Linked DNA regions of Homo sapiens: region 1 is linked to region 2. Evidence: chromatin loops called from intact Hi-C (ENCODE). Cell type or tissue: CD14-positive monocyte. All regions are shown on one strand. Links, peaks and the distances in the headings refer to the core of each region. The heading gives the core; the rest is flanking DNA.

Region 1 (10,638 bases), core at 3,959-7,958, 71 kb before region 2:
ATGTGCTTACTTGCCATCTGTATTAGTCCAGTCTCACATTGTTGTAAAGAAATACCTGAGACTGGGTAATTTATAAAGAAAAGAGGTTAAATTGGCTCATGGTTGTACAGGCTGTACAGGAAGCATGATGTTGGCATCTGCTTGGCTTCTCTCAATAAAATTTGGGAAAATTAAAAAAGCAACAGCTCTGAATGATTGGTCTCAAAATGAAATCATAGCCTAAATGGCATCAAGATACTATATAAAAATGTTTATCCATTCACCTATTGAAGGACATCTTGGTTGCTTCCAATTTTTGGCAATTACGAATAAAGCTGCAATAAACATCTATGTATATGTTTTTGTATGCATATAGTTTTCAACTCATTTGGGTAAATATCAAGGCACATGATTGCTGAATTATATGTTAAGAAACAGTTTGTTCTGGGGAGGCCTCAGGAAACTTAGAATCATGGTGGAAGGCAAAGGGGGCACAGGCACATCCCACGGCTAGAGCAGGAGCAAGAGAGAAAAAGGGGAAGGTGCTACACACTTTTAAACAACCAGAGCTCCTGAGAACTCACTCACTGTGGCGAGGACAGTACCAAGAGGATGCTGCTAAACCATCATGAGAAATTCACCCCCAGGATCCCATCACCTCCCACCAGGCCCTACATCCAACGTTGGGGATTACATTTCAACATGAGATTTGGGTAGAAACACATCCAAAGTGTATCACCACCTGTGTATTTTCTTTGGTGAGGTGTCTATTCAGATCTTTTGCCTATTTTTCAGTTGGGTTGCTTGTTTTTGTATTGTTGAAGTTTAAGAGTTCTCCATTTAGTTTGGATAGCTGTCCTTTATCAGACATGTTTTTTGCAAATAGTTTCTCACAATCTGTGATTTGCCTTCTCATTCGCTTACTGTCTTTTGCAGAGCAGGAGATTCTGATTTTGCTGAGATTTTGACTGAGATTGCACTGAACCTATAGATCAATTTGTGTTGACAGTGGATGACTGAGGAGCAGTCCTCCAGGCATCAGTGGAGCACAGGCTGGGAGATAGTCTGGCATCAGAAGGGAGTTGCAAAGGCTGGCGGCCTGCCAGGCTAGGAGGGATGGCTGATTCATATTGGAATCTGTACTCTCTCCTCTCCCACCCACTCTGTAGGCCTGAGTCATAAAGAAACCTTGCGGTGCCTTCCCCTGTGCACCCTTGGTATAGCTGTGAACACTTCCCTCTGCACAGACACATTGACACATGGGGCTTATCACAAGGGACACCCAGAGAGGCTTCCTTGGAGGTGCCCTTGCATGACTTACAGAGTGGCATCCCAGGGGAAAGTAGCTAGGGCTCCTCCCCTGGTCAATCAGACTATCTGGTCCTTTCTGCTCTGAAGGCAGAGACCTCATTTTAGGGCTATAAACCCAGGCAGGACAAAAATAAAATACACATTCCAAAGACTCATGTCATCCTCCCCAGAGCTGGGGAACCACAGCATGGGTGGTAGTCTAGAGGCTGTCCCTCAGATGCTTGGCCTTCCATAGGCAGTTTTGCAACTGTCAAATCCTCCCCGACATCTGCCCCTCTGCTGTGTGTGCTCTCCAGGGGCCCAGGGTGCCGGTTCCCTCTAGCCTCCTTCTACCAAATGAAGCTTCTGCACATGTTCTTCCAAACTCAAATTTCTTGTGGGTAAAATTAGATCAGAGAGCTGGTGTTGCCGGGAAGCTGCCTCGAAAGTGGGTGGCTGCGGGCCATTAGCGGTAAAGATAAGTTAAAATAACTCTAATAAAAATGATGTTGAATGTGGGAAGCTGAAGCCCTTTTTTTGCCCATTATCCTGAGAACTGGTTGTCTTTCTGTTATTCTAGTTGTTTTGGGCCTCAAAATTACATCTGTATTTAAACCAAAGTTTTTATTTTTCCACCCAGATAAAGCCAGCTCTTCTCCTGCTGCTCCGGATAAGTGATTCCTCATCCTGTGTGCCTCAGCTCCTGCCACCACCTCCAAGAAGCCCTCCCTGATCCCCTCACAGAGTTAGCTCTGCACATCCTCTTGCTCCCTGTCTGCCTCACACCAGCTTCTCTGTCACAGTCGGGTCACAGTTGCTCCCTGGGTCTCCTGCCCCACTGGACTGCGAGCCCCTCCTCAGCAGTCACAGGACATATTGATCTTTGCATTCCACAGAAGGTGCACCTAGGAAGTATGAGTCAGAGGAGTGAGTTGGTGCTTTAAAAACCAAAGGCTAAAATGCAAGTGCTGTTCCATAAAAACCCCAACCGTTGGCAAGGGAAGTGACAGGACAGGACAGGGAAAGCAAGGCTTTGGAAGCAGGAACATTTTACTTCTCCTGACACCAAGAATAACCAAGACATGATTCTCAGCCTGAGTGTCCTCATCTGTGAAATGGGGTCAGTGATAGCAATCTTCCCAGGTCATTTGAGATTCAGGGCACAGACCAGTTCCTCAGAAATGTTAGTTTCTTTTCCTTCCCTAGTTAATAAAAACACTACTATGTTGGCAAGAAAGCCTGGGGCTTAGTCCTGGCTCTGTCACTAACAGTTGTGTGACTTCGGGAAACTACTTTACCCACTGGGTGCCTGCTTTATTTCCTGTCAACAGGAAGTACTGATTGGTCTGTAGATCAGATTTTTTATAATGCTGATGATTAAAATTTTGAAACGAAGTGTTTCCTAAGAGTTTCAGTCTTAGGAATGGAAACAGAGCCTAGAAAGAAGGTTGTCCACTTTTCATGGATGATGTTGGGGGCTGAGGCTTCAGTGTCACTGTCCTGTTGGGAGTGGCCGGAATCGCTCAGCATTTCACAGGCTTCTCCTCTATTGGTGGAAGAGCAGACGGGAGAGGTTGGTAGAGCGCTGGGGTATTCTAATGACAGATTCAGAGGGGACTGAGCCAGGGAGCCCAGAGCAGAAGACTGTTGAAGGGAAATTAGGAGAGAGAATTAGGCAGGTATTCTCCAGTGGTCACGTTATTTTTAGATCTCCAAATGATGGAGCTGGAATGGGCCATTTGAGGCCTGCTGGTTTGATCCTCCCTGGTTACAGAGGAGGAAACAGTGGTTCAGAAGGTCTAAGTGACTTGCCAGGTCTCCCCTTCCTGAGCTCTATGACTCTGCTTCTATTTCAGCTGGTCTTGACTCCAAGGGAATCTCTTGTGTGTATTTTGGCCCTAACAAATACCAGGACTGGTTTTCTTTAAAAAGCTTTCTTCATGGGCACTGTTAGTCTCATGCAGTTTTAATAGAAAACTGTCTTTCTATTTTCCAGCACCATTAGTTGCTATGAGCATAAACTTTCATATTTAATGCAGCATGATTCACAGCGATGCTCCATTTAAAAATGGGAGAACCTCTCCTCTGGCAAAAATTAGAAGAGAAAAACTAAATGGGAATAGGAAACAATCATTTCTAAAAATATGAATAAAAAGAAATATCGATTAGTCTTTCATTTACTTAAAAGCATAGCTGATTGGACCAAATATTGTTGAAATTCAATTTCTGCACTTTATTCTGAATATTTCAGACCTTTTCGCCCTCTACATAACCACTAGCTCTTCCAGAGCAATTCAGGGACTATGTGTATGGGGAAGGAGCTAGAAAAGTTGTGAGAAGAGAAAAGGCAACTGTCCATACAAGCCCGAGGATCTTTTTAGCCCCCTTCTTCTTTGGGGAACACTGAGATAAGAAGCCTGCTCCCCACTCCCAACCCACAGCTAGTGCTTCTCTGTTCACATTTGGTTAACTCATACCCGATTCATTCCTCAGGTGCATCAGGTATAAATACGAGAAGTTATCCCTGATGCCCCCATGCACAGTTAGCTCTGCACATCCTCCCACTCCCTATCTGCCCCACACCAGCTTCTCTGTCACAGTTGGGTCACAATTTGTCCCTGGATCTCCTGCCCCACTAGATGGTGAGCCCCTCCCCAGCAGCCATAGGACATATTCATCTATGCATTCCACAGAATGGACCCTGGACTCACCATTCCCAGGCATCTGACACAGACACAGGTACCAATAGCACTCTCTCCAAGGAGAGCCTAGCCATGGGCAACGGAACAGGCTGAGGGACAGGGGCTTCCCAGGGCCCCCCTAAAGATCACTGTGGAGCCTCCTGGTACCCACCTGGAATAACTGTGAGAGCCAACATCTGTGGAGTGGTAACCATGTGATAGCCACTGTGATAAATGCACCACCACCCTAAGAGGATAGGGCTATTTTTTTTTTTTTGACAGTCTCACTCTGTTGCCCAGGCTGGAGTGCAGTGGTGCCATCTTGGCTCACTGCAACCTTCACCTCCCAGGCTCAAGTGATTCTCCTGCCTCAGCCTCCCAAGTAGCTGGGATTACAGGGATGGGCCACCATGCCCGGCTAATTTTTTTTTTTTTGTATTTTTAATACAGATGAGGTTTCACCATGTTGGCCAGGCTGGTCTTGAACTCCTGACCTCAGGTGATCCACCCACCTCAGCCTCCCGAAGTGCTGGGATTACAGGGGTGAGCCATAGCACCTGGCCGGGGCTATTGTTCTTATTCCCACTTAACAGACTAGAAAACTGAGGTGCAGAGTGGCTAGGGAAGTTGGCCAAGGTCTTAGGGATATTAAAAGGGTGGTGTCAGGATAAGGACCGGGGCTGTCTGGCTTCAGAGTCCACGCTTGTAACCACTACTGAGACTGCATCAAAATGACACATGCAAACTGTCTGGTGCAATTATAGCTAGTGTTAGCAAAGCTATGGGGAAACCAGAACATCAAGTCACTGGAGGTGGGTGTGGAAGTTGGTATATCCATGTTGGAAAACTATCTGGCAGTTTCTTATAAAGTTAAACATACATATTGCCATGCAACCCAGCAATTTCACTTCTAGTTATACACCCAAGAGAAAGGCGTGCATATAGCTGCTGAAAGACACATACAAGTATGACCTCATGTTCATAGCACTATTTCAAAAGCCAAACCCTGGGAACCAATCCAAAATCCACCAACAGAGAATGGAGAAGTAAAGCGTGGTATAGTTATGCAGCAGAATATTGCACAATGGTGACAATGAACAAACTACACAAGCAATAAGGATGAATTTCAGTGTTGAGAGAAAAAGAAGCCAGACACCAAAAGTGCATTTTGCATGTCCATTTATATAAACTTTAAAACACTCGAAGCCAATCCATGTTGTTGGAGGTCAGAGTGGTGGGTGTCCTTGGGATTAGTTCCTAGAAGGGGGCACATGGGAGATTTTTGGGAGTGCTAGTAATATCTTGCTTTTTGATCTAGGTACTGTATACAGGTATGCTGCTTTTATGAAAATTCATCAAGCTATTCCCTTATGAACTGTATGCTTTTATGCATCTATGGTTTGATTGAATAAAAAGTTTACTTTAAAAATAAAATGTCAAGAGTCGCTTCCAAGATGGCCAAATAGGAACAGCTCCGATCTACAGCACCTAACGAGATCGATGCAGAAGACGGGTGATTTCTGCATTTCCAACTGAGGTACCTGGTTCATCTTGTTGGGACTAGTTGGACAGTGGGTGCAGCCCATGGAGGGCGAGCCGAAGCAGGGCAGGGCATTGCCTCACCTGGGAAGTGCAAGGGGTTGGCGGATTTCCCTTTACTAGCCAAGGGAAGCCGTGAGTGACTGTACCTGGAGGAACAGTACACTCCTGCCCAAATACTGTGCCACTGCAACTGGCAGACCAGGAGATTCCTTCCTATGCCTGGCTCAGCAGGTCCCATGCCCACAGAGCGTTGCTTGCTGCTAGCGCAGCAGTCTGAGACCGACCTGGGAGGCAGGAGCTTGGTAGGGGGAGGGGCGTTTGCCACTGTTGAGGCTTAAGTAGGTGGTTCTATGCTCACAGTGTAAACAAAGTGGCAGGGAAGCTCAAACTGGGTGGAGCCCACTGCAGCTCAGCAAGGCCTACTGCCTCTCTAGATTTCACCTCTAGGGGCAGGTCATATCTGAACAAAAGGCAGCAGATAGCTTCTGCAGACTTAAATGTCCCTGCCAGACAGCTCTGAAGAGAGCAGTGGTTCTCCCAGCACATTCGAGCTCCAATAACAGACAGACTGTCTCCTCAAGTAGGTCCCTGACCCCTGTGTAGCGTGACTGGGAGACGCCTCCCAGTAGGGGCTGACAGACACCTCATACAGACGGGTGCCCCTCTGGGATGAAGCTTCCAGAGGAAGGATCAGGCAGTAATATTTGCTGTTCTGCAGCCTCTGCTGGTGATACCCAGGCAAGGAGGATCTGGAGTGGACCACCAGCAAACTCCAACTGAACTGCAGCTAAGGGGCCTGTCTGTTAGAAGGAAAACTCACAAACAGAAAGGAGTAGCATCAACATCAACAAAAAGGACATCCACACCAAAACCCCATCTGTAGGTCACCAACATCAAAGACCAAAGGTAGAAAAAACCACAAAGATGGGGAGAAACAAGAGCAGAAAGGCTGAAAATTCCAAAAACCAGAACACCTCTTCTCCTCCAAAGGAACACAACTCCTTGCCAGCAAGGGAACAAAACTAGAGGAAGAATGAGTTTGACGAATTGACAGAAGTAGGCTTCAGAACGTCTGTAATAACAAACTTCTCTGAGCTAAAGGAGCATGTTCTAACCCATCACAAGGAAGCTAAAAACGTTGAATAAAGGTTAGACGAATGGCTAACTAGAATAACCAGTGTAGAGAAGAGCTTAAAAGACCTGAGGGAGCTGAAAACCACAGTACAAGAACTTCGTGAAGCATACATAAGCTTCAATAGCTGATTTGATCAAGTGGAAGAAAGGATATCAGTGATCAAAGATCAAATTAATGAAAGAAAGCGAGAAGATAAGATTAGAGAAAAAGAGTGAAAAGAAATGAACAAAGCCTCCAGGAAATATGGGACTATGTGAAAACACCAAATCTACATCTGATTGCTTTACCTCAAAGCGATGGGTAGAATGGAACCATGTTAGAAAACACTCTTCAGGATAAGTATCCAGGAGAACTTCCCCAACCTAGGAAGGCAGGCCAACATTCAAATTCAGGAAATATAGAGAACACCACAAAGATACTCCTCAAGAAAAGCAACCCCAAGTCATATAATTGTCAGATTCACCAAGGTTGAAATGAATGAAAAAATGTTAAGGACAGCCAGAGAGAAAGGTCGGGTTACCCACAAAGGGAAGCCCATCAGACTAACAGTGGCTCTCTAGGCAGAAACTCTACAAGCCAGAAGAGAGTGGGGGCCAATATTCAACATTCTTAAAGAAAAGAATTTTCAACCCAGAATTTCATATCCAGCCAAACTAAGCTTCATAAGTGAAGAAGAAATAAAATTCTTGACAGACAAGCAAATGATGAGATTTTGTCACCACCAGGCCTGCCTTATAAGAGCTCTTGAAGAAGCACTAAACATGGAAAGGAACAACCAGTACCAGCCACTGCAAAAACATGCCAAGTTGTAAAGACCATTGATGCTATGAAGAAACTGCATCAATTAACGGGCAAAATAACCAGCTAACATCGTAATGACAGGATCAAATTCACACATAACAATATTAAACTTAAATGTAAATGGGCTAAATGCTCCAGTTAAAAGACACAGACTGGCAAATTGGATAAAGAGTCATGACCCATCAGTGTGCTGTATACAGGAGACCCATCTCACATGCAAAGACAAACATAGGCTCAAAATAATGGATGGAGGAAGATCTACCAAGCAAATGGAAAGCAAAAACAAACAAACAAACAAAAAAAGCAAGGGTTGCAATCCTGGTCCCTGATAAAACAGACTTTAAACCAGCAAAGATCAAAAGAGACAAAGAAGGCCGTTATATAATGGTAAAGGGATCAATTCAACAAGAAGAGCTAACTATCCTAAATATATATGCACCCAATACAAGAGCACCTAGATTCATAAAGCAAGTTCTTAGAGACCACAAAGAGACTTAGACTCCCACACAATAATAATGGGAGATTTTAACACCCCACTGTCGATATTAGACAGATCGACAAGACAGAAAATTAACAAGGATTTCCAGGACTTGAACTCAGCTCTGGACCAAACAGACATAATAGACATCTACAGAACTTTCCACCCGAAATCAACAGAATATACATTATTCTCAGCACCACATCGCACTTATTCTAAAATTGACCACATAATTGGAAGTAAAACACTCCTCAGCAAATGCAAAAAAAAAAAAAGGGAAATCATAACAAACAGTCTCTCAGACCACAGTGCAATCAAATTAGAACTCAGGATTAAGAAACTCACTCAAAACCACACAACTACAAGGAAACTGAACAACCTGCTCCTGAATGACTACTGGGTAAATAACGAAATGAAGGCAGAAATAAAGATGTTCTTTGAAACCAACAAGAACAAAGACTCAACATACCAGAATCTCTGGGACACATTCAAAGCAGTGTGTAGAGGGAAATTCATAGCACTAAATGCTCACAAGAGAAAGCAGGAAAGATCTAAAATCGACACCCTAACATCACAATTAAAAGAACTAGAGAAGCAAGAGCAAACAAATTCAAAAGCTAGCAGAAGACAAGAAATAACTAAGATCAGAGCAGAACTGAAGGAAATAGAGACACAAAAAACCTTCAAAAAATCAATGAATCCAGGAGGTGGTTTTTTGAAAAGATCAACAAAATAGATAGACCACTAGCAAGACTAATAAAGAAGAAAAGAGAGAAGAATCAAATAGACACAATAAAAAATGATGAAGGAGATATCACCACCGATCCCACAGAAATACAAACTACCATCAGGGAGTACTATAAACACCTCCATGCAAATAAACTGGAAAATCTAGAAGAAATGGATAAATTCCTGGACACATACACCCTCCCAAGACTAAACCAGGAAGAAGTTGAATCTCTGAATAGACCAATAACAGGTTCTGAAATTGAGGCAATAATTAATAGCCTACCAACCAAAAAAAGTCCAGGACCAGACAGATTCACAGCCGAATTCTACCAGAGGTACAAAGAGGAGCTGGTACCATTCCTTCTGAAACTATTCCAACCAATAGAAAAAGAGGGAATCCTCCCTAACTCATTTTATGAGGCCAGCTGATACCAAAGCCTGGCAGAGACACAACAAAAAAAGAGCATTTTAGGCCGATATCCCTGACGAACATTGTTGCAAAAATCCTCAATAAAATACTGGCAAACCGAATCCAGCAGCACATCAAAAAGCTTATCCACCACAATCAAGTTGGCTTCATCCCTGGGAGGCAAGGCTGGTTCAACATATGCAAATCAATAAACATAATCCATCACATAAACAGAACCAATGACAAAAACCACATGATTATCTCAATAGATGCAGAAAAGGCCTTCAACAAAATTCAACAGCATTTCATGCTAAAAATCTCAATAAACTAGGTATTGATGGAACATATCTCAAAATAATAAGAGCTATTTATGACAGACTCACAGCCAATATCACACTGAATGGGCAAAAACTGGAAGCATTCCCTTTGAAAACCAGCACAAGACAAGGATGCCCTCTCTCACCACTCCTATTCAACATAGTATTGGAAGTTCTGGCCAGGGCAATCAGGCAAGAGAAAGCAATAAAGGGTATTCAACTAGGAAAAGAGGAAGTCAAATTGTCTCTGTTTGCAGATGACATGATTGTATATTTAGAAAAGCCCATCTTCTCAGCCCCAAATCTCCTTAAGCTGATAAGCAACTTCAGCAAAGTCTCAGGATACAAAATCAATGTGCAAAAATCACAAGCATTCTTATACACCAACAACAGACAAACAGAGAGCCAAATCATGAGTGAACTCCTATTCACAATTACTACAAAGAGAATAAAATACCTAGGAATACAACTTACAAGAGATGTTAAGGACCTCTTCAAGGAGAACTACAAACCACTGCTCAATGAAATAAAAGAGGACACAAACAAATGGAAGAACATTCCATGCTTATGGATAGGAAGAATAAATATTGTGAAAATAGCCATACTGCCCAAGGTAATTTATAGATTCAATGCCATCCCCATCAAGCTACCAATGACTTTCTTCAAAGAATTGTAAAAAACTACTTTAAAGTTCGTATGAACCAAAAAAGAGCCCACATAGCCAAGACAATCCTAAGCAAAAAGAAGAAAGCTGGAGGCATCACGCTACCTGACTTCAAACTATACTACAAGGCTACAGTAATCAAAACAGCATGGTACTGGTACCAAAACAGATATATAGACCAATGGAACAGAACAGAGGCCTCAGAAATAACACCAGACATCTACAGCCATCTGATCTTTGACAAACCTGACAAAAACAAGAAATGGGGAAAGGATTCCCTACTTATAAATAGTGCTGGGAAAACTGGCTAGCCATATGTAGAAAGCTGAAACTGGATCCCTTCCTTATACCTTATACAAAAATTAAGTCAAGATGGATTAAAGACTTAAATGTAAGACCTAAAACCATAAAAACCTTAGAAGAAAACCTAGGCAATACCATTCAGGACATAGGCATGGGCAAAGACTTCATGACTAAAACACCAAAAGCAAAGGCAACAAAAGCCAAAATTGACAAATGGGATCTAATTAAACTAAAGAGCTTCTGCACAGCAAAATAAATTATCAGCAGAGTGAACAGGCAACCTACAGAATGGGAGAAAATTTTTGCAATC
Region 2 (10,638 bases), core at 2,642-6,641:
TCAGTATACAGTGGCATAAAGTACATTCACATTGTTCTCATCACCACCATCCGTCTCCAGAACTCTTTTCATCTTTTCAAACTGAAACTGTGCCCCCATTAAACACTAACTTCCCATTCCCCATCTTCCAGCCCCTGGCAACCACCATCCTACTTTCTGTCTCTATGAATTTGACCACTCTACATGTCTCCTACCACCGGGTTTTTATGGTATTTGTCTTTTTGAGTGTGGCTTATCTCACTTCGCATAATGTTGTCTGAGTTTACCCATGTTGTAGCATGTGTCAGGATTTCCTTCCTTTTTAAGGCCTGATAATATTTCATTGTATGTATACCCCATTTTCTTTATTGATTAAGTGCTGTTGGATACTTAAGTTGCTTCCACTTTTTGGTTATTGTGAATAATGCTGCTGTGAACATGGGTGTGCAGACAATCTGTCTGAGTCCCCTGCAAGTCCCGTTTCTTTACTTATTAGTAATTTAACCAGTTTTTAATTGTGCTGGTATTTTTTTATTATTTATTTTTTTGAGACAGATTCTCGCTCTGTCACCCAGGCTGGAGTGCAGTGGCATGATCTCAGCTCACTGCAACCTCTGCCTCCTGAGTTCAAGCGATTCTCCTGCCTCAGCCTCCTGAGTAGCTGAGGATTACAGGCACGTGCCACCACGCCCGGCTAATTTTTCTATTTTTAGTAGAGACAGGGTTTCACCATGTTGGTCAGGCTGGTCTTGAACACTTGTCCTCGTGATCCGCCTGCCTCGGCCTCCCAAAGTGCTGGGATTACAGGTGTGAGCCACTGTGCCTGGCCTGTGCTGGTATTTTTTAAAAATTGTAGTTGTTACTCTCTTATTAATTCTCTGGGTACAAATTTACACCAATATTCAATGGTTGGTCTATGAGTCTCTTTCTCTATCTTACTCTCTCTTTCTCTCTCTCTCTTTCCATAAGCCTTATTAGTTGTACTACAGCATTTTTGAAGATGTATCCTTTTTAGTAATCAGTATAGCAATAATGATTGTATTTGATGATGAAGCCAGAAATGGGTAGAAAGAGGCACCTCCTCTTCTCACTGACATCAGTAAGATATAATGATGTATTGTCATGGGTCATTGTGTGTGTCTGGCACCTTCTGGCTCTGTGCTGGGGTCAGTCTGGGTGCTGTGGTCATGACCTTTGATGCATGTGTGAAACATTCTGTCAGGAGGCAGCTGGCTGGAGCCAGCGGCGCTGTGACCAACGGAGATACACAGGCTGGGTGGGTCCTGCAGGGATTACTGTGTGTTGGAAGCGGGCGCAGGGTGGGGGTGTCCTGTGATCCCAAAGGTTATGAATCAACAATCAAATTCCATAACAATAAAATTTAATCAGGGCCTTTGCTTCATCAAGTAAATAGATGGTGAAAATTAATTCTTCATCCTTTTTCTCTTGTTCTGATTCCTAGTCATCTGCTGAAATGGGTGGTTTGCATTAAAAAAAAATTGAGCTCTGAACTATGTGAATGGCTAATTACAGATATTTATTTTTAAATATGCTCAGAAAATGAGTAAATGAATGCTTATGAGGCCCATGGCTTACTTCTGGTGTTTCATTATGGAAGTGTTTAAGTATTGCTGTGGGTTGATATAATTTCATATTTGGGAATGCTTTATTATAAGTTATTAGTGAATATTGATTTCTACATTTAAAAAATACCTGTTTACTGGATAACCAGTTGAGTCATTCGTGGGTTCAATTTGACAGACACAGTGGAAATTTTGAATAGTCTGATGCTGTAACCAGCACCATTGAGACATTCCTGCCCTTTGTCAGGGCTCCCACAGTTGGTGTCTGTAGGTGTCAGACCCTGCTCATTGTACTGGCCCCCACGGGACACAAAACACAAGCAGAGCCCACACAAGGGCTGGGAGGGTACTATCCAGCGCCTGACACAGGGTGGTCCCCAAAAACTATTTGCTGACTGGTTAATCCAATTTGCAGAAGTTTCGAGAGGAGTGTTGATCTGAATTCTGAAGGACAGAACATTTGTCTGGTTGAAAAATGGGGATTTTAAAAATATTCCAAATGCTAAGAAAAACAAATCAGTGAATAATTTTACTTGGTCTTGAAATGTTAAAACTAACATTATTATTAAATGAGCAAAAATTGTGGTATAACATGTTAAGCTTCTTTATGTTATCCATAGATACTAGTTTTCCTAAATCTTTTGTGAAGTTCTTTGACCATATTATCTTTTCTAGGTAGAATTTTGTTGAATACCAGAATCTTGAAATCTGATCAGTAAGGGGTTTTTGTTGGGCACCTGCCTTGGGTACAGAGCTCCACTTGGTGTAGGTGCTATGGGGATAGAAGAAAGTACATGGCCCTGTCCCTGCCCAGAGATGCCTGAGAAGGAAAGCTTCCAATAAATGAGCTACCCCCATTTTCTTGCTGAGGGTATTTAACACCGTGGTAAAGAGGAGAGGCCTGCAAATGGATTTGGTTCAGTTCCTTTGTCTGACACTGGATCTGACATTTTAAGCAAATTATTTTGCCTTGCATTGCCTTGCCTCAGTTTCCTCATCTATAAAATAAAAATACATAACATGACCAGGCAGAGTGGCATGTGCCTATAGTCTCAGCTACTTAGGAGGCTGAGGCAGGAGGATCGCTTGAGCCCAGGAGTTTGAGGACAGCCTGGGCAATGTAGTGAGAGCCTGTATCTTAAAATAATAATAACAACAATTACATGATTTTGATGGCATGTGGAAAAGCGTGGAAGTTTCCTTTTGCATGGTGCTTGGCATGTACAAAACACATAGTGAAGGCTGGGTGTGGTGGCTCACACCTATAATCCCAACACTTTGGGAAGCCAAGATGAGAGGATCACTTGAGCCCAGGAATTTGAGACCTGCCTGAGCAACATAGTAAGATCCTGTCTCAACAACAAATTTTAAAGTTAGCTGGGCATGGTGGTTCATGCCTGTATTCCCAGCTACTTGGGAGGCTGAGACAGGAGAATCACTTGAATGCAGGAGTCAGAGGCTACAGTGAGCTATGATTGCACCACTGCACTCCAGCCTGGGCAACAGAGCGAGACCCTGTCTCAAACAAACAAATATAACACATGGTGAGATACTAACTATGGATTCCAGTTTGGGCTGACTCTTGATTTGACTCCTGCGTCTTATCCCCCACTCTCATTCCTGTGACATAATCAGACAAAAATCAACATAATCCTGACCAAGAAACAGTCCTTGCCTGACTTTTCAAAGCTGCAAGTCCATTTTTAGACATGGGCCACCATGCAGGTGAATCTGTGGGAGTGATAACCAGCACTTGGGGCCACCTTGGCAGACTTGCAGAGGGGGAAACATCTGGCAGCTTCCTTTGTTCCAATGGGTTTATTTTAGGCCTCTGAGTCTCTGATACCTAGTGGAAGCCTGGCACACAAAAATAATACTAATCCAGGTACAGCTATAAAACAAATGACTCTTTCAAAGTGGGGGAGGTTGGGGATAAAGCATGTAGCTTGGTTATCCCAGGTTACTGTTAGAAAGGAGAAGCCCACCCTGGGGTAAGGGTCGTTATCCTTCCTGGGATGTGTCTCAGGACAGGCTCAGGCATGACTTGCAGCCAGCACCCCCGGAATGCCCGGCCTTCCTCATTTTGGTCTCTTGCAGGCCACCTTCCCTTAAGTCACTATCGGTCACTGACCTCTTCCCCAGAAAAGGCTTAAGAGGTCTCTAGACTTACAATGATTTCTATGTCCACTCTTAGGAACTTTTATTTGCTCATTTGGGCCAGGTGGCATAAAATCAAATGGTGCTTAGAAGTGACCACACTGGTATCAGGTCATGAAGTGTGCCCCATTTCTGTCAGGGAAGCATTCTCCTGAGAAGTCCTGGTTTGTGCCAAGCATTGTTATCTTGGATGACTTGGGTCCTGGTCCTGAAATTGAGCATGTGCTTAAAATGACAAGAGGGAGTAAATAGGACAAGTAGATAGGTTAGCCTGGTCATTCCTAGGTCAGAGTGGCTTCTGTTGAGAACTGAAAATTAGGCTGAAGCCTTTGCAGAGCAGCTGGACAGATAAGCATGGAGGAGAGTGTATGCACACTGGAGAGGTGGGAAGAGGGAGGGGAGAGGACGAGGCTCAGATAGAACAAGAGAGTGCAGGAGAGGGGCAGAGATGCTGTGGTAGACTCTGGAACCACCAGTGATGCTGCTGTCATCCTGGCAGCTTGGAAGCAGCTATCATCCTGGCTGCCGCATCTGGCCCCTGTGACAGCTGAAACCAAAGGTGGGACTGGCTGGAGCTAACTAGAACTGGTTTTCCGCAGTGAGATTTCACCCCACACAGAAGAAGAGAGAAGAAGGCTCAGACTGGGAATGATTCAGTGACGTGTTCAGCTGCCTGGTGTGTTATAGTTTGAGCCATCCCAGGAGGTGCAAATCTTCAGCACTTTGGACTAAAAACAAACGCAGACTTATGCCCTGACCATTCCAGCGGGCAGCACTTGCTGTCTGATCGGACATGTTTCATTTTAGGAAATTGCTCATTTCTGTTAGTCTCAGGGAGCTATCATGGACCAGGAACTGCAGTCTTTTCTGGTGTGGGAGTCTGGGATCCTAAACTGTTGTGAGACCCCTGCTACATGCCCTTAAGTTTGAAGGGGCAGTTTCAGGAGGTAAAGATTAGGGGCTCTTCTTTAGAAGAGTCTAAGCCTTTACAAGAGTCTTTACGAGACTCTTTCCGCGTTGTCGAAACCCCATAGGTTAAAATGTCTCATCTGTGTGCTCTGCACAGGCACACAGAGGCCTGAGTCGAATTTAAAAGAAGGCACTGGGCACCCAAGCCCTTCACCCTTTTCTAAAAGAGGAGCACATGAGCTTTGCATTGCAGATGCAATTTTTATTTTTAAACACCGTAAGTGATGGCGTGTGAGCAGTGACGCATCCACAGCCAGCTAATCTGTATTGTGTAAAAACACACAAACCACAAATTATTTTTAAAAGGGAAGAAAGCAGAAGAACAGATGCAGCAAACTCCTTGTATCACGTGAATTGAGGAGAAAAACTCCACCAGATGCGTTTCTGAGCAACAGCAGAGGGAACACTAGCATGCCCAGATGGGGCAGGGAGTTCTGTCTGCCTGCTTCTCTGGGGAAGACACCTTTCTTTGTGTCCAATTTCCAGGACAGTGACACTGTCTATTTTTGTGTGCATGTATTTCTTCTTTCTCTTTCTTTAAAAAAAAAAAATTAACAATTACATACATATTGAAAAGTACAGCAGTCAGAGAAGTGTGCAGTATTGTTACAAAGTGAGCCAACCTGTAACTCAAGTCGCAGAAATTTACCCGGCGAAGGCCTGTGTCTTACTCAACACACCTGGGTTATGAAATAGCCTATTATATAACCCAGCTCCCCTTACATTTTTTTTAAAAATGAGATTAACATCTAAGAAGTAACAAAAATGGTACTCCTTGGACCATGACTAGAACTAAATGTTGTTTTCGTGAATGCGGTTAGAGACCTTCTGGATCAAGAAACACAGAGCATCCGAGTGGGAAGCATTCTGTCTTCTGTCCTTGGCTCCAGTAGCCTGGTTGGGCTGCATGTTCTCCATGAGGATGAGTGGTGGCCAGATCTCCGGACCAGGTGGAAGGCTGTGCAGGGCATCCCTTCTCTGTCGGTTTCCTGGGTGGGGCTTGGTCACTGGAGTGGGGATGCGCAGCGAGGGGCAGCTCAGGGCTGGACTCTTCACTGCTGTCTTCTGATGGTCTCAGCTGGAAGCTGCTGGGTGCTAGTCTGCACTGAAGAACCCCCAGCCCAGTGGGGGAGGCAAGCCGGGCACAGAGCAGTGCGTCATGATGGGGGCACAGGATTCCGTGGACATTGGCAGCAGGCATGCTCACCACATCTTGGGGTGAGTGGGATGGCAGGGAAGGGTCCCAGAAGAACTGATGAGGAATGCCAAGGTGGAAGTGCCAACCAGCAGAAGTTAGATGGAGAAGAGGCCCAGAGAGCAGAGTTCCCGAGAGGGAGAGTGTGCAGAAGCCTGGAGCCTGGAGAGGGGAGGAATGAAGGCGGGATGAGGTATGGCCAGAGAGCAGAGGGAATGCCACACAGGAGGACAAAGGAGAGATGCAGCTAGATGAGGAGAGAACAGCCACTTCATGCCAGCCTTGGGAGGTCCCCCGGGGAGTGCGGTCCCCTGAAGGCAGAGGCAGAGGGAGGCCATGGGAAGCACCCAGGGCTGGGCTCTGGGTGTATCTTCTGTGTTTTGATGGAGTGCTGCCCAGAGGTGCTGGGTCCCCTGTCCTAGGAGAGTCCTGTGTCTAGAAAAGCTCCAGGGACCACGGCCTTCAGATGGCCCTGCCTGTGGACACTGCGAGTATTGTTTGGCCTTCAGTGAGGGGCAGTCTTGATCAAGAAAATGTTCCTAGGGCTATGTTTCCAAGAGGAATTCAGAAACCCAGGCCGTCAGGTCCCGTGGTCAGCAGGTGGCCAGCGGCAGAGCGGCCACACCCATCCTGGTGCCCTCTCTTTATGGCTGCCACCTCCCTCTGGGAGGGCCTGGGGGACCCTGACACCATTCTGTGGGAGAGATGACAGTAAAATTAGGCTGTGGACATAATGTGAGCATCTTGAGAGTTCAGGAGCCTCTTATCCCCATTTGCATCCTCAGAGCCCTGCAGGTCCCCACCAGTCCCAGGACTTGCCGGTTCTGGGTTTATTTTGTGTGGTCTTTGAACTCCATATTTTGCGTTCTTTTCATCACAGAAGAACTATGGCTACTTCTATTGTGAGGCCAAAAGAAGACCTAGTCCATCTGAGAGGGACCTGCAGAATTCCAGTTCCATGTGGTGAAGAGGATGTGGGTGTCTGCAGTACTGAATTTGGTAGTATGCTGCTTGCAGTGAATGTCCTCTCATTTGGCACATCCCCCAGGCCCTGAGGGCTTCCGTGGGAACAGCTTTAGCTTCAGATCCAGGTCCAGGCACCATAAGTACATGTTGGAGGAAGAAATCCTTGAATGAATGGATGAATGAGTGAATGATTGAATTCCAGTTTCAACCTGAGGCAGGATATTTGAGTTAGTGATTTTTACCCCAAAGTAATTCTGGCATCCTACTCCATCTCTTCCTTGTGACCCTCTCCAAGATGAGTGTGTTTCCTTTTAAGGTGGGGGCAGCACAGAAGACTTCCCCATCCTGGTTCCTCCTCCTGCCCCCTTCCTTCCCAGGCTTGTTACCTCTGCATTTCCCTTGTATCAGAACCTAAGTCTTCTGAATCAAATCCCCCTAGAACTTGTGAACATTCATCTCAGATCTTACACTCATGGGAAAAAGCCCCCCATATGGCTTTCCATGGATGTGACTCTACAACCTAGGAGGAGTCCCAGGCCAGGCCTGGGCTGGACCCGGAAGAGCGAAGGAATTGATCATGGAGCTCTGCCATGGGAGGTGGTTGGAGAGGCAGCAGGTGGTTCTTCATTGGGCCTCCACATCTTCATTTGCCTAACCTTTAGTTTGGAGGGATCAGTTTCTTTATCAGAAATCCATATGTCCCTGAGTGTGCCAGGAATAATTAGTTGATTCCAATGGTGATTGAATGTGTCCTCACCTAATCTACCAACTACTAGACACAAATACTCACAAACCTGGAAGCTACCAAAATCTTTCTCTTTGCAACTGCGAAATCCTTCCTAATGCCCCAGACAGAGCTCCAATTTCCAGCCCATCCCTCTTGGATCCACATCCTCTTTTGTTCATTCATGTATTCTGGTAGTGATCAGGTGTCATGGGTGCTCACTCTGCAGGGACCTGGTAAGGTCCCAGACAACAGGAGAGGCAGGGCGCCCTTCTGAGTTCCCCAGCAGTTAACTCTTAGTAACGTGGGAGGGGAACAGGCTTCTTGGAGGGATGCTCATTGAGACCAGACACATGCTGAGACCTGAAGTGGGGAAGGGGGAGCATGCGGGATTTACTCATGGGAGACATGAGGCGACTCCTGCCTCCCTGACCCAGTGTGCTGGGGGCAGAGCAGCCCAGTGGATGGATGGCTGGCTCCCTGATGGAATGATGTGGTGGCAATGCCTCACTGCCTGCCTCTCTCCATGGTATAGAGGTGGGTTCCTCTATAAAAGTTTCCCTTCATAAAAGAAGTAGAGAAAGCCATCAGAGAAGGCCCGACACCTTTATAAACTGAGTTTCTAGCAATTTTGCAATTTTATTTAAGAACTGATCTCGCTTATATGTGGAATCTAAAAAAATTAAACTTATAGAAGCAGAGAGTAGAATGGTGGTTAAAAGAGTTGGGGTGGGGGCTAGGGTGGAGTGGATTGGGGAGATGTCAGTCAAAGGATACAAAATTTCAGTTAGATAGGAGGGATAAGTTCAGGAGATCTCTTGTACTTCATGGTGGCTGTAGAGAATAACAATGTATTCTATAATTGAAAATTACTGAGAGTAGATTATAAGTGTTCTTATCACAAAAAAAATGGTAAGGATGTGAGATGTGCATATTAATTCATTTGATTTCACCATAACACAATGTATAGATATTTCAAAACATTATGTTGTATACCATAAATATATGTAGTCATGCCTTAACAACTGGGATACGTCCTGAAAAATGTGTCCTTAGGCGATTTCTTCATTGTGCAAACATCCTAGAGTGTATTTACACAAACCCAGATTGTAGAGTCCACTACACACCTAGACTATATATGGTATGGCCTATTGCTCCTAAGCTGCAAACCTGCACAGCATGTTACTGTACTGAATATTATAACTGTAACACTATGGTAAGGATTTACCTATCTAGCTAAACATAGAAAAGGTACAGTAAAAATATTGTATAAAAGATAAAAATGGTACACCTATATATAGCACCATGAATGGAGCTTGCAGGATTGGAGTTGCTCTGGGTGAGTCAGTGAGTGAGTGGCGAGTGAATGTGAAGGCCTAGAGCATTACTGTACACTCCTGTAGATTTTATAAACACTGTGCACATAGGCTACACTAAATTTTTTTTTTTAAAGTAACTGCTGTGATGTTAGGATGACGACAACATCACTAGGCAATAGAAATCTTTCAGCTCGTCTCCCGTCTCCCTCTCCCATCTCCCTCTCCCTCTCCCTCTCCCATCTCCCTCTCCCTCTCCTTTCCATGGTCTCCCTCTCATGCCGGGCCAAAGCTGGACTGTACTGCTGCCATCTTGGCTCGCTGCAGCCTCCCTGCCTGATTCTCCTGCGTCAGCCTGCCCAGTGCCTGCGATTGCAGGCGCGCGCCGCCACGCCTGACTGGTTTTCCTGTTTCTTTGGTGGGGACGGGGTTTCACTGTGTTGGCCGGACTGGTCTCCAGCTCCTAGCCGCGAGTGATCTGCCAGCCTCGGCCTCCCGAAGTGCCGGGATTGCAGACAGAGTCTCGTTAACTCAGTGCTCAATGGTGCCCAGGCTGGAGTGCAGTGGCGTGATCTCGGCTCGCTACGGCCTCCACCTCCCAGCCGCCTGCCTTGGCCCCCCAAAGTGCGAAGATTGCAGCCTCTGCCCGGCCGCCACCCCGTCTGGGAAGTGAGGAGCGTCTCTGCCTGGCCGCCCATCGTCTGGGATGTGAGGAGCCCCTCTGCCTGGCTGCCCAGTCTGGAAAGTGAGGAGCGCCTCTTCCGGGCCGCCATCCCATCTAGGAAGTGAGGAGCGTCTCTGCCCGGCCCCCCATCGTCTGAGATGTGGGGAGCGCCTCTGCCCCGCCGCCCCGTCTGGGATGTGAGGAGCGCCTCGGCCCGGCCACGACCCCGTCTGGGAGGTGAGGAGCGTCTCTGCCCGGCCGCCCCATCTGAGAAGTGAGGAGACCCTCCGCCTGGCAACCGCCCCGTCTGAGAAGTGAGGAGCCCCTCCGCCCGGCTGCCACCCCGTCTGGGAAGTGAGGAGCGTCTCCGCCCGGCAGCCACCCCGTCCGGGAGGGAGGTGGGGGGGTCAGGCCCCCGCCCGGGCAGCCGCCCCGTCCGGGAGGGAGGTGGGGGGGTCAGCCCCCCGCCCGGCCAGCCGCCCAGTCCAGGAGGTGAGGGGCGCCTCTGCCCGGCCGCCCCTACTGGGAAGTGAGGAGCCCCTCTGCCCGGCCACCACCCCGTCTGGGAGGTGTACCCAACAGCTCATTGAGAACGGGCCATGATGACGATAGCAGTTTTGTGGAATAGAAAAGGGGGCAAGGTGGGGAAAAGATTGAGAAATTGGATGGTTGCCGTGTCTGTGTAGAAAGAGGTAGACATGGGAGACTTTTCATTTTGTTCTGTACTAAGAAAAATTCTTCTGCCTTGGGATCCTATTGATCTATGACTTTACCCCCAACCCTGTGCTCTCTGAAACATGTGCTGTGTCCACTCAGGGTTAAATGGATTAAGGGCGGTGCAAGATGTGCTTTGTTAAACAGATGCTTGAAGGCAGCATGCTCGTTAAGAGTCATCACCACTCCCTAATCTCAAGTACCCAGGGACACAAACACTCTGCCTAGGAAAACCAGAGACCTTTGTTCACTTGTTTGTCTGCTGACCTTCCCTCCACTATTGTCTTATGACCCTGCCAAATCCCCCTCTGCGAGAAACACCCAAGAATGATCAATAAAAAAAAAAATAAAAAAATAAAAAAAAATATGGA

What was found. A loop is a pair of places that touch in the nucleus more often than their neighbours do. Peaks named below come from ENCODE experiments on the same cell type or tissue, not always from the same donor. Only the 100,000 strongest peaks of a DNase experiment are listed, where the experiment ranks them.
Region 1: a loop joins it to region 2, with 2.5 times the contacts of the local background. A loop is called at or near these places in 4 of 110 quality-filtered maps.

The regions. Positions count from the first base shown.
Region 1 is chr7:36,114,559-36,125,196 of GRCh38, forward strand. No RefSeq gene overlaps it. Among named protein-coding and RNA genes, the nearest start is that of EEPD1, 33 kb to the right of the region's middle. RefSeq lists enhancers at 5,170-5,705, 5,706-6,240. In CD14-positive monocyte, for the core only: a CTCF peak has its summit at 5,917; a DNase peak (open chromatin) is centred at 4,853; H3K27ac peaks cover 2,487 bases.
Region 2 is chr7:36,187,288-36,197,925 of GRCh38, forward strand. All of the region lies in intron 2 of EEPD1 (endonuclease/exonuclease/phosphatase family domain containing 1), which reads left to right. Among named protein-coding and RNA genes, the nearest start is that of EEPD1, 39 kb to the left of the region's middle. In CD14-positive monocyte, for the core only: CTCF peaks have their summits at 5,141 and 5,372; DNase peaks (open chromatin) are centred at 3,654, 4,434 and 5,004; H3K4me3 peaks cover 2,018 bases; H3K27ac peaks cover 3,167 bases.